Regions from separate parts of the Homo sapiens genome. Here region 2 is linked to region 1. Evidence: chromatin contacts called from ENCODE Hi-C or POLR2A ChIA-PET data. All regions are on one chromosome and are shown on one strand. The core of a region is the stretch at or near the end of the contact, and the rest is flanking DNA. Distances in the headings are between cores, read along the strand shown.

Region 1 (6,758 bases), core at 1,737-4,236:
TCTGAGGGTGAAGATGCTTTGAAATATCCATGTCCAATCCTGGTGTGTGCAGCCAGCCAGCTAATTAACTCAGCAGTGAGGGGGTCTTTTCTCGAGGGGGTCTTTTTTCAAGTGGGCTGTATGGTTTGCTTGGTGGCTTGGCCATCTCACAACACATGCCATGAGTGGGCTTCAGAGAGAGGGAGCATGGATGGAGGGATCAATATGAGCCTTTCCCCACTGCTGGGATAAACCTGACTGCCAACAGGAATGTATTAAGGGTTTCCTACAAAGGATGCACCCTGCTTTGAACTAAAGATGATACAGAAGAAGTACAAAGGAAAATCGTTGCCCATAAGAACTTGTATTCCTATATAAGGATAAGACACTAAGACATAGACACGCAAAAAAGTTCATGAACATAATATATAACTACATTTGTGTATGCATATACTTGTGTGTGTTTATATATGTATATATAAATATACACATGCACACCCACACATATATATGCACTCACATACACATACTGCAAATACTCTCTCAAATATATTGGTAGCTCAGACAATATATAATTGTGCAATGCAAAATAAGCACTTGTTATACTGTGTTAGTAGCATTGTCTTTGAATACAAAGGGCAGCGTATCATTGCTGATCATTTTGATAGCGATAACAATTATTGCAGACCATGCCAGTGCCAGTACTCTCTGTTATTAACGAGCTGATGATGTAGCAGCCATTTGCAAAATACTACACATGACAATTTAAAAATCTTGATCCTTTCACTAAAATTGACTGTGCATGCTTAGGGTGAAAGGCTGGTGGAGGTTTGAGGTCCCTGCCACGGGGACCTCATATTTGGATCTCACTTGAATCCCTCCGGGCGAGCTTGAACAGCCATCCTCATTTTACCATGGCAGAAACTGAGACTTCAGTAGGCTGCATGACAGCCTGAAGGCAGCAGCAGCAGGGGCTGTGATTTTTGTGTCTACACTGCACCCCTCAGCTGGTCAAATATTATCCAAGCAGGCAAGGCAAACAACCATGAAGGGCTCATGCTGGAGCCTGGAATGCGTCTTTCTGACTCCTGCAATTGGCTGTGCTCTTAACCCTCTTCCTGCTTCCTCTTCTCTGGGCTTCAGGGAAAGAAGGAGACCTCCTCAGCCTGTGTGCTTTGTCCAAGAGGACAAATGCAGGTGACCTATTAGAAAGCACATCTAGTGGTCTACCCTATACTCAGCCCAGAAAAGTCCCCAGCTTTCTTTTCTCCCCTCTCCCTTGTATTTTATCATGCCCTGTGGCTTTTTCTGTGTTTTCCCCCCTCCTCTCTCTCAAAGCAAGCAAACAGGAGTGTGAATAATTGATTGAGAGAAACTGGAATGACTAACAGTTCTGGTGGGAATCGTCTCTCACATCAGGAAGCCTGCGGGGGTGCACAGATGACGACCAGACGCCTCTGGCTCCTGCCCTGGAGGGATTGTGGGCTGCAGGGGATGCCCACCAAGCCCTGTGGCACCTGGCTTTGTCTGGACCCTGCTCGGGGCTCCTGGCGCTCTCCATTAAAGCCTCAGCCCTGGGCAAAGGCTGCAGAATCTTGGAAAATCCTCTTTTCCAATCTGATTTGAATCACACCTGATATTCACTCCGCATTCATCCCAAATGTGTGAGTGTATGTGAAGTAGAACACGGGCTAGGGGTGTAAATTCTTTGCCTTATTAATATCCATGCCAGATGTTTCCAGACTGTGTTCCTTGCAACTGGAATGTCACTTGAAATTTAAATAGATGTTTTTAAATAAAAGATTATCTGGTCAAATTTAAGAAATACTACATAGCCTCCTCTTAGAGATGCACTACACACTTAAGTATATTAAAATACCTGAGAAGTCTAGCAGATTCTTCAGTTGCATTTGTTTTCTTCAAACTTATTTGGCCATTTGACATTTTGAATCACTTCTTTTTTATCTTATATCTTGTAGGACACTGTCTCAAGTGTACAATTTAGGAAAATATTGTTCTATGCACCTCTGCTCCCTACCTCATATCTAGAAGGGACAAGATCAGATTGCAGATGTGAGTTTGAGTCCTGTCTCTGCCTCACGCCAGCTGTGAGACCTTGCAGGAATCTCTGAGCCTCAGTTTCCCCATCTATAACAAGGATACAACCAAACCAACCAGTCCTCAATTTGCAAGTGCTACCTGTTGCCAGTAACAGTGCCCAGCAGAGTGCTTGGAATCCTGGAGATACTCCATAATCTTGTATTGAAACTGATTATAGTCCATGGTAGATAAAATTACCTTGTAGCTAAGCAGAACAGATTCAGATCCGTTTCAGAAACGTGAGTCTCTAGCTCAGGAGATTTCCACAACTGTCCTTAGTAACCTGATCTTATTCTCATGTTTAACCTTGGCAGTGGGAAGTTCTTCCTGGTATCCTGCCTAATTTACTGGAGTTGGCATTAATGCCATTTCCCCCTAAGGCGTGGCTCTTGGACCAGTATCACCTGAGAATTTGATAGACATAGACCCAGAGTTACTGAGGCAGGTGCTCTGTTTTGGGGACCAGCAATCGGTGCTTTAGCAAGTTCTTTGGGTGATAGGGTTTGGAAACTACTGCTCTAAAGCATCATCTGTTTTGACTTTGCCATGCACAATCTGAACTCACTCCCGTGAGGCCCTGCTCCTGATACTTTAAATCGTCCTGTCTCTTTTTCTGCCTCTCTGTGGAGGACTGCTGTCTGTTTTCTGGGTTCCTGGAATGTTGGCAAGTTTCTTTAAATCAGGATCATGAAATTCTTTGAGAATGGCAATCATCCATACTTTAGGAACACACCAGGAGATGAAGGGCCACATTATATTATCTTCTCCCTCGGTGCCTTGGTCCTTCTGTCTGGGCGGGTTCTCTGATTCCATCCATCTGCTTCCACAGCCATGTCAGGGACCAGGCAGGGTGAGCCAAGAGGGCCACAGTATTGCAGTGGAGGAAAAACAGTCTCCCTGGGGGAGAAGTGTTGGGTAAATATGCCTCCTTGTTATCACCACCAGGGCCTGGTGCTGCCCTTTGCACACGATCACAATGCTGCAAATTCCACAGGCTGCTCTCTACAGGGAGTTGAGCAATGGATAACAACTGTTGGGAGGGTTAGTTCTTTGGTATTTTGATTCATTAAAAAAGTTATCTGTAGTTCCCGGAAGCCCCAAGGGGAGGGGCTGCTGCTACTCCTGGAATCCCATATGGGGCCAGTTTCAGCATCTCAAGCAATTCTCAAGCCATAAATAAGCCAACACTGATATAAAATGTGGTGAGCCCTGCCTCTGTTATATTAAGCCACTGTTATATTATGAGGTACAGGGGCAGTGAGGGGTGACGGTGGTGGCAAGTCCAAGAACATATGAAGCCCAAGAACATACCTTTGACTAGTAAAGGCCAGACCATAATTAAATAACTGGTCCCTACTGCAAAAGCCTTGAAATCTGGAGACAGTGTGTACACCAAAAAGGGTAATAGTTTGGATGTTATCTTTCATTGTTTTTGAAATTTGCAGAGTGACTGTGAAGAGCTATAGTGTGAGATTCGGGAATCCTGGGTTTTAAGATTGGCTCTTCCCTGGTGGTTTGCAACCTTGAACAAGATTATTTCTTCATTCTTTTACTCTTTCCTTCAACATTTGACTGATGTTGATGATGCTCTTGCCACTATGCTGGTTGCTCAGAGTACATTATAATCAAAGAGTAGAAGCACAGCCCTGTTCTTAAGTAGCCCACAGTCTGAGGAGGAAGGTATTTGTAAATAGATCACAATACAGAGAACAAAGGCTTCCATGGAGGAATGCAAGGTCCATGGGGATCTGTAAGGCAGAGCCTCAGATGCTTTGGAGAAAGGAATGCTTCTCAGACAAGGCTTTGACATGCTGCCTCCATTTCTTTCCCTCCTCCAGGGGTTTTGTAAAAGCCAGGTCATATCAACCTAGTCCTGGTTCTCCCTTGCGTGGTAGGCTCCCACATGAGGAGGGACATGAGACACTGCCTGGTGTAATCACCCTTTGGATGCTAATGTACCCATTCCCATAGTACACAGCCACCCTTGCCCACACACAACAACCCAGCCACTTGTCCTGCCTCCACTTGAATATCTCCAATCATGGGGAATTTTGTATGAAATGTTATGGCATCTGTTATAAATAAAAGATCTGGCCGAGCACGGTTGCTCATGCCTGTAATCCCAGCACTTTGGGAGGCTGAGGTGGACGGATCATCTGAAGTCAGGAGTTCGAGACCAGTTTGGCCAACATGGTGAAACCCCATCTCCATAAAAAATATAAAAATTAGCTGGGTGTGGTAGTGTGCACCTATAATCCCAGCTACTCAGGAGGCTGAGGCAGGAGAATGCTTGAGCCTGGGAGGCGGAGGTTGTAGTGAGCCAAGATCGCGCCATTGCACTCCAGCCTGGGCAACAAAGAGTGAGACTCCATTTCAAAAAAAAAAAAAAAAAAAAGATCCAGTGCCCATTTCAGAATTGTCTTGGCTGTCACTGGTTTGAAGTAGACTAAATCTCAACTAGCAGAACCTCCTGATACCATTGAGTGAAATTTCAAATCTTAGCAGCTCAAAGAATATCAGAGGTGGGAGGGACTTTTCAATAATCATTATCATTCTCATTCTCTTTCTTTGAACCTCATTTTGCGCAGGAGAGATCACAGACCTAGGTGAAATGACAGGAGGAAGTTAATCATCTGCCATGCCTGCTATCCATGAAACTTCTTGGAATGTCTGGTAGTTTTTAGGGAATAAGGAGCTCATAAGAACACCTCAGGGATGGGCACAATCCTCAGAACTATGACATGCTAGGGGAGAGGTGACAACCCAGGACACAGCCTGCTTTAGGCCTTTCTAATCTCTAGGGATTGTTGCCTAGTAGAGAACTTTGGCATCAACCAATGACTCAAGAAATAATCACCCAGGACATACCATGTGCCAGCCATGTGCCAGGGGTGGTGAGAAGCTGGAGCTCTGAGTTAAATACTCCTACTCTTTTCTCTAAAGCACGTGTTAAGTTTTCAACGGGAAGAATCACTATTTCCACGACTTGAGAACACTAGACCTCTGGCCCACAGAGCAACAATCACCTCTGCAGCATGAAACACCAAGCTGCCACAGCTAGTGCTCCCTTCCAGGTACCGTCATGACTCTTGAGAATAACATATGTGTTTCTCACAGAAACAAGATAATTGGGGAATAGCATAGATGGTTTCACCAGGAGAGTGTGATGGTTGGGTGGGGTGGGTGATGGAACTTCTAGGGTGCTCTTCCTACCCTCACTTCCAATATTTGGGGGAACAGTGCTATGTCAGCAGAAGTTGGAGGATTGCTCCTGAAAGCCCTATCCATTGCCTCTCCCATACCACAGTTTCAGCTCGCGGCCTCCAGTAGAACGTGGGTGTGTGTTTCTGTTCTTTTCTTTTGTGCCAGGCTGTGCTGTGAGAAACAGCACTCTCCCCTGCCATCCATCCTGGCTCTTTTCTCTCCTCAGCCCCAGGTCTCTGCATTTCACTCGTTACCCCTGGCCATACCTTCCTGCTCACAGATATCTTCTGGAGAGCAAAGGGATTTGCAAGTAGGCAGCAGAACCTATCTACTGAGTTGGTGCTGGTGGCCACTGAGGGGCACAAGGAAATCAAATGGTCTCTCCAAGCAGCAAGGTGGGGAGAGGGGCTCCTGTGGACCCATGAGGGATGTTGTAGAAGGGGAGGCTGTGGTACCCCATCTTCTGTGCTGCCCAATCAGATGTGTGGGTGCCACAGAGATGGGAGAGGATGTCACATCTTGCACCTCAGTTTTCCTACCTGCACAGGGGAACAGAGGAGTTGATCCTTCCAGCTCTCCCTTTTGTTTTGTTTTGTTTTCTTTTTTTTTTTTTTTTCTTTTTCATTTGAGTTTGTAGAAGACTGTGTCTGGAAAAGCTCTGGGCTTATCAGGGAAACACATTCTGTACAGGCCATTCTAGGGGAGGCTATAAAAAGGAGGCAAAGGTCACTTGGCTTGGAAAAAATTATCTTTAGGATTGAAATCATTTAAAGCAATTTTTGCTAGGAAAAGGAGAGAAGTTATTTACTTGGGAATCTGGGTTTTTTCCAACTGGGTCCCAGTAAACAAGGCTGCTGGGCTGATATTTCATAACATAAGCATCTCGTATTCTCTGGCTTTTCCTAAATAGCCTTTTCTAGCAGAGAGAAAGAGAGATCCAATTGCCTCATAGAAAACATCTGGGGAATCTAGTGTAGGATTTCTTTTTCTGTACTTTGTTTTTACACATTTCGTGAGCCTGGGAAAGGAGTTTTTGCTGGCATTCATGTTTGATGAAGAGAGAGCAATGCAGGAAGATAAGTTTCTCCAGAAGCAAACATTGCCATAGGTGGGATTTGGCTCCTCCTGCTAAAAGCAGAGAGAGGATTAACCCTGCCTGGCACCGAAGGTTGACCTGGGAAGACAGAGAGGATCAAGGAGGACTGGGTGCAGGTGGGGCCAGGCAGGAGTGATGGCTGCCCCGTGTCCGTTCTAGGACAGTCACAGGGACAATTTCTTCTGGTTCCAAATCCAGGCCAAAGCCACCATCAGGGCCTGCTGGATAAAATTAAAGGTGGTGGGCGCTGCCTCCACTGCAGGGTGGAGAAATCAGGAGGCCTGGGAAGGCCTTCTCTCCTGCCCAAACAGTGATTGATCAGGGCTCCTGAGAAATGGTTATTGCTGAGCAAATCGCTTCCTGGGAGTGGAGATTTAAC
Region 2 (6,372 bases), core at 802-3,301, 3.3 Mb before region 1:
TTCCTCCATCGTTGGCATCCTCACAGCTATCTCCAATGTCACTCAAGAGACATCAACAGACATTTAACTGCTGCAGACTTCATTGCTCTGTCACCTCACCTTGAATCTAACAAATCAAAGTATTTCTGCAGGTCCAATGGTCTAAAATCAAATGCTTGTTAAATGACTTTTTACAACACCCCTTACTTTCCTAATCCATTTCAATCTTATTTTTTTTATTGTGGTAAAAAACACATCAGGTAAAATGTACCATCTTAACCATTTTTAAGCATATGGTACAGCAGTGTTAACTCCATGCATGTTGTGAAACAGACCCCCGGAACTTTCTCATCTTGTAATTCTGAAGTTCTATACCCACCGAACAACTCCTCTTTTCCCCTTCCCCCTGCCTGCCCCAGCTCTTGGCACCATTATTCTGCTTTCTGTTTTTGAGAGTCTGACTACTTAAGATACCTCATACAAGCGGGATCTGGCTTACATTTCTTGAGCATTGTATTCTGGAAAAGTGTTTCCTTCCTCTGAAAAATGGGTAGAGTTCTGAAGGAGAACTACTGGTCTTATTGTACACTTGCTGTACCTATTTTTATTTAACAAATATTCATCTATGGTATAATAAAGATGTCATGATTGAGTTGCTCACTGGAATCTTTGTTATCTCAGAGTATCTCACCGAGGAATTTGGAATGGTTCATGGGTTTAACAGTGGATGTTGACTTCCACAGCTGCTTATAATTATTCGCTGTCTTTAATGTTTGCGACCAAAACATCACACACGTGGTATTGTTCATTCTGAGTTTCAAAATCATAACCAAAAAAAAATGAGGCCAGAATGTAGTAAATACAGTAGCCAGTCTTTAACATGCATTTAAAGAGTTGAGTCATCCTAGCCCATCCTACGATGGCAAGATAATTTCAAAGGGGACCTCAGCTGTCCACAGTTGCACCTGCCTTAAAAGTCAAGAAGAATTTGTTTTTTGGGTCACTTCCCTGGTCACTTTAGCCTGGGGATCATTTCCAAGTAGTATAGTTGCAGATCTTCGAACGCCATTCCTGTGTTCTGTGAATTCAAGACAACATGGGTTTTATAACCCTTTGACTCTGCTCAGCATCTCCCAGATCAAGGTAAGGTAATGTTGCCAAGAACCACTACTTACAGAATGTTTGGGCTTTTGCTTTTGCTTTTCTTCCTTGCCCCAAATCCACATGTCCGTTCTGAGAAAAGAAGCTAACAACTTCTTCCAATCTGTAAACAGGAGAAATTCCAGAGTTCAACTGCAGCTAAGACCTTGTCCCTGAACTTGTCAACTTCTTCCCTGCCCTCCCACCTCCTCCTTTCGTACCAGCCAAAGAAGGTCTTCGGTTTCCTTTTTGGAGAGCCCCAGAGAGAAGCATTTGAGCACCTACTTTAGCCAGAGAGACCACTGACATCTGGGCATGAGACTGGCATCTAGACTTTGCCAGGGAGGCAGCTATACTTCCCAAAAGATCTGGGGTCTTTCTCACGAGCTCATACCCTCTGCTGGCCTAGACCCTTTATATTCCCCCCTCGGTGCTGAGGCAAACGATCTTTGCCAGCAGGGAGGTCTGAAAGGCTTAACTTTGTACACTCTGAGGCAAATTCTCCAGAAGTAATGTTGCATTTTCTCCCTGCCACCAGGCACATTCCCTTCCCAAGGTCTAGATCAGCAGGTGGCCCTCCCAGCGAAAGCTCTGTGTCCTATGATCCGAAACAATAAAGCTGTGCTTGGGTACGTGAGATTATGTTTACGATGATGGTCATCACTCCAGCCCTAGGAAGTTTGAGAAACTGAAAAATAAGCTTAGCAGGCTGCCTAGGTTCTGCGGAATCAGCAGGCCCCCGCTGTGACCAATCAAGAGCGGCCGCGGGGAGAGAAATTGACTCATTCTTTTCAATTTGCTGATTGGCTTTGAGAAGTGGGCGGAGCTACTGTCTCTGTCCCGGCTTCCCATTGGTGGATGAAAGTTAAAGGTGGGCCTCCAGCAAGTTTTGTCCTTTGATAAAAAGGAATGTCTTGGGGACTTTTCTTTTCTGCTTTGCAGGCCCAGGCTCAAGGCAAATTATAAGTAGGGAACCAATTTGAGGGAAAGACATGTGAACAGAGTTAAGGTACCACGTCCTGGGAGCGACCAGCAGCCCCACCTGAAGTCCGCATGCAACTCTGACAAGCTCAGGTGCTTGTTTTAAGGAAAGGGGCTACTAGAGTCTTACCAACAGCGAGCCCAGGTGGGAGATGAAACAGGTACTCCCCAAAATAGGTCATCCGAGGGAGGAAAACTGATGGAGAGCACAATGTGCTCTGAGCGTTTTTAATGTTTTTAAGCTTTTAAATGATTTCTTCAAGGCCGAGCAGCAGCAGCAAAGGTGTGGCTTAAAGGATTAAGGGGGTTTCTGCTGACACCTAGAATGAAGTTACTCTATTACTAATCAAGCCGAGAGGAGGCCCACTATGCCCCCGTTTATCATCCTTTCCCAGTTCCTTTTTGCTGGTCACAAAACGATGCTCATCAATCCCACCTAAAGCAGGAGGCCAGGAGCCCAGCCTCTTGTAGAAACAGCGAGGGTATAACTGCCCTCCCGTTCTGCCCCCAAGACGAAGGAGGACTCTCGGAAGCCAAGAAAGGTTTAAGAAGTCTTTCTGGATAGAGAGCAGTGCCCAGGCAGGAAGCCTTTCGCCGGCAGAGCGGGGTCCAAGGACGAGCTGGAGAGGACAGAGGCGCGATGGGCCTGCTGCAGGGCCTGCTCCGAGTCCGGAAGCTGCTGCTGGTCGTCTGCGTCCCGCTCCTGCTGCTGCCTCTGCCCGTCCTCCACCCCAGCAGCGTGAGTACCGACCTGCGCCCACCGGGGGTCTGGGAGTCAGTGGGAGGGCAAAGAGGGGAGGTCGGTAGGGGAACATGGGGCGCTCAGGCAGTCCCTCAAAGTGGCTTGTGGTGGGTTTAAAGAAATGGAAGGATTTTTCCAGAGGAAACCAAGATATCTTCTTCCTAAAAGCTGTCATGTTCATCTCCTATCCCAGTCCCATTCCCCCAACCCCATGGCCCCCACCGGGGTCAGGACAGAGTAGGGGCCTTGGCAGAAGTGACTGATGGGTGTTGCACCAAGCAGCAGGCCAGCCTGCCCCAGCAGCGGGGGCCAGCGACACCCATGCAAACGACATGGTGCACCTGTGTTTGTCGGGAGTTCACCTGGGACCCTGGTTATCTGAGAGCCCCTGGAGACACAGAAAGAGCTCCCAATAGTGGCACTGAGGAGAAGGTTGGGGGAGGAAGAGAACCGTGGAGCCAATCCGTGGTCTGTGGTCGTGTCCTGGTGGGCTTCGATGACCACAGTTGAAGCTCTAATCCCGAAGGCGCCTATCAACTTCAGGGAATGAATGTTTAGGGAAGGAATGAAAGCAGAACTTAGCAGGCTGCCCTGCTCCCATGCACGTGGCCTTGAATTATTTGTGTCTTCTGTGTTTTCTTCTCTGTCCTCTTGAAGGACAGACAAAAAGTGACACGATAAAAAAGAGATAAGAGCCCCCAAACTCTAGCCCGTGACCTCATTCTTCACCTGGTTTGTGAGAACAGAGGAACCTCAGCTCTGGCTCAGCATCCAGCTTGCCTGTCACACCCTCCTGGTGGTCACCTGCTTCCCTTCCCTTCCCTCCGCTGTTCTCTTCCTCCTGTCTGTGGCTTGTCCCCTTCCCCCAGCTGGCACTGCCCTGGAGACTTTAGGAAAAATAAGCTAAAACAGGTTAATCACGTTTGTAGGAGGGGGAGCAATTCTTCCACTCTGCTCCTTAAGTAACTTGGTAACCAAGATTAAGTTAAACAGTTAAACAGAGGGGATTAGGATGGTTCTTCTTAAAAACAAACTGGCTTAAATCTTTCATAGAATAAATACTCCAGAGTGCCAGGGAGACGCTGATTAAAACTGGGCTGGGATTAGCAGACAGTGATTGCTGCTGACATTCTTCCTGGACTGTACCCTAGTCAATTTTCTGCTTTGTCCAAATGGGCCTGATTTTTTTTCTTTTTGTGGCTTTTCTTGTTTTTGTTTTTTCTCCATGTAGGTTGCTATAAGGGACTGTTACCGAGAGACATACTAGCCTCCTCTCCCAAGCAGTATCAGGAACCTCTCATATCTCCTGGTTGAGGCAGCCCCATCTTTGGGGACCTTGGCCACTGCCCACAGAAGGCACAGACTAGGTGCCCAGCAGGTAGAGTTTCATCCATCCGTCACCCCTTTCATCAAACTTTTTTTTGTAGACGCAGAGTCTCACTCTGTCACCCAGTCCGGAGTGCGGTGGCACAATCGTAGCTCACTGCAGCCTTGAGCTCCTGGGGTTAAGCAATCCTCGTGCCTCAGCCTCTGGAGTAGCTGGGACTACAGGCAAGCAAGTACCACCACATGCAGCTAATTTTTAAAAAAATTTTTTTTGTAGAAATGGGGGTTTCACTATGTTGCCCAGGCTGGTCTCAAACTCATGGTCTGACGTGATCCTCCCAAAGTGTTGAGATTACAGGTGTGAGCCACCGTGCCTGGCCTGCATCAAACTTTTAGAGTCTGATATTTAACCCTTAAAATTCCAAATGGATTTTCTTGCTCTGGACTGGAGTTGAGAGCAGTGATGGAGTACCTGGGCAGGAGCTCCTGGCCTGCAGTTTTGATGGTTCTAAGCGACAAGCCTCAGCTACATTTTAGGAGGAGTCAAAATGACCTTCCCCCTTTTTCTTGCCCAACTCTCTAAAACTAGAGGTCCAGACACTGTTTATCATGTTATAGAAGAAGAGGGTACAAGAGACAGCATCCATAACTAAGCCCTTCCTCAGTGCCCCCAGTGGGATAAAAGTTGCATCTCAACTGCCCAAGCTAAATTTTTTAAAAGGCGCCCCCAGTCATTGATGATAACAGATAACAGACTTCAACCTCCTTCCCGTGAAGTTGGAGTGGGATATCACTGGGGTGGTCAAACTGCGTGGAAAACGAGCAGTTCCACGCCTAAGTGAGTAGCTGACTAGGAAACGTCCTACATGGGGAAATGCCACTTTCGAACTCTTTCCTTTACTTGTAAACGGGAGCCAAAAAATAGTAGATAGCATGTCCCTTGAAGATATTGTCTGAACACTCACCAATGCCCAACCCCCACATACCTGCTATTATAAGGAACCAGTGGTGTTGTTAAAGAGCCTGGGGGTTGCAGAATATTCTCTCCAGAAGATGAGCGAGACCTGACAGCCAGCAGAGAAGTCCAGTGCAGTTCAGCCCACGTGAATTGAACCACCTGCTAGACATGGGATAGGCGTTGGGGACATCGGACTCCTTGTAAGCAAACTTTGCAGTATTTTTGGTTGTCTGAATACAAGCTTACCTCCTGAATTTTGGGAAGCTTTAGAAGGGGAAAAATGAAGTTTATGGAGATTCCATGGGTGAAATAAGTGGAAACTGTATGGAAAGACTCTCTAAAGGTGTCTCTTGTCCATTCTTCTACTCTAAGGAAAATCCAGGTAAAAAATGATAGTAATTAATCCTGTCCTTAATACAGCTGGGTGAAGGTGGCCTGATGACTTACTTCTTCCAGTAACCTAGTCGCATGTCTAACAATATTTACAACCAAAATGTTTGCTTTATTTTACCCACATTCTCCTAATTGAAAACTAAAGGCACCTGGCAGAGGGAAAGTCCTCTTTCTTTCTCTCTCTCTCCTTTCTTCTTTTTTTTTTTTTTTTTTTTTTCTGAGACAGAGTCTCACTCTGTCACTCAGGCTCTGGAGTGCAGTGGCACAACCTTGGCTCACTGCAACCTCTGCCTCCCGGGTTCAAGGGATTCTCCTGCCTCAGCCTCCAGAGCAGCTAGGATTACAGGCATGTGCCACCACACCTGGATGAATTTTTTGTATTTTTAATAGAGACAGGGTTTCGCCATGTTGGCCAGGCTGGTCTCGAACTCCTGACCTCAACTGATCCACCCACCTCGGCCTCCCATAGTGCTGGGATTACAGGCTCTTTTCCTCTTTCTCCTTTCCCTTTCTCTGCACCTTCTCTCCCCACCTCCTTCCCCTTAACTTGTAACTTGTAGCCCTGTAATGACCAGATCAAGAAAGACTAAGGGTTCCAGGAAGAAATAAGGGTCCCCAGTGAGGGGCAGACATTTTGTCTCTCAACTCTTTCTCTTCAACTGGAGTTAAGATCTGCCACTCTGTCTCTTTCCCAGAAGAGAGATGAGAACACGTGGGTTTGAACTCCTTTAGGTAGTTTTATTTCTATAGCAAACAGGGTATTTCTCTAAATTGAATTTGTTTCCAAGTGGAGCCTCTTTTTTTTTCCACCATTGGTTCTGTTGTCTTATCAGCACTTCCAAAAGTTTTATCT

The links. A loop is a pair of places that touch in the nucleus more often than their neighbours do. ChIA-PET counts read pairs that join two places held with the same protein, here RNA polymerase II (POLR2A).
Region 2: a map of vagina shows a loop between it and region 1 (25-fold over the local background). The contact joins the promoter of SLC13A4 here to the enhancer-like site in region 1. A Hi-C loop is called at or near these places in 1 of 168 maps with a recorded cell type or tissue (vagina). POLR2A ChIA-PET finds 5 or more read pairs at or near these places in 1 of 52 experiments (K562).

The regions. Positions count from the first base shown.
Region 1 is chr7:132,376,564-132,383,321 of GRCh38, reverse strand. All of the region lies in intron 3 of PLXNA4 (plexin A4), which reads left to right. Among named protein-coding and RNA genes, the nearest start is that of PLXNA4-AS1, 28 kb to the right of the region's middle. Within about 2 kb of position 2,986, at least 2 of the 41 ENCODE cell types and tissues checked have a DNase peak (open chromatin) inside an H3K27ac peak, as active enhancers do.
Region 2 is chr7:135,723,865-135,730,236 of GRCh38, reverse strand. SLC13A4 (solute carrier family 13 member 4) reads left to right here and starts at 2,051. Exons shown (of 16, transcript NM_001318192.2): 1 at 2,051-2,839. The coding sequence starts at 2,741. It overlaps FAM180A (family with sequence similarity 180 member A), which reads left to right. Exons shown (of 4, transcript NM_205855.4): 4 at 1-645.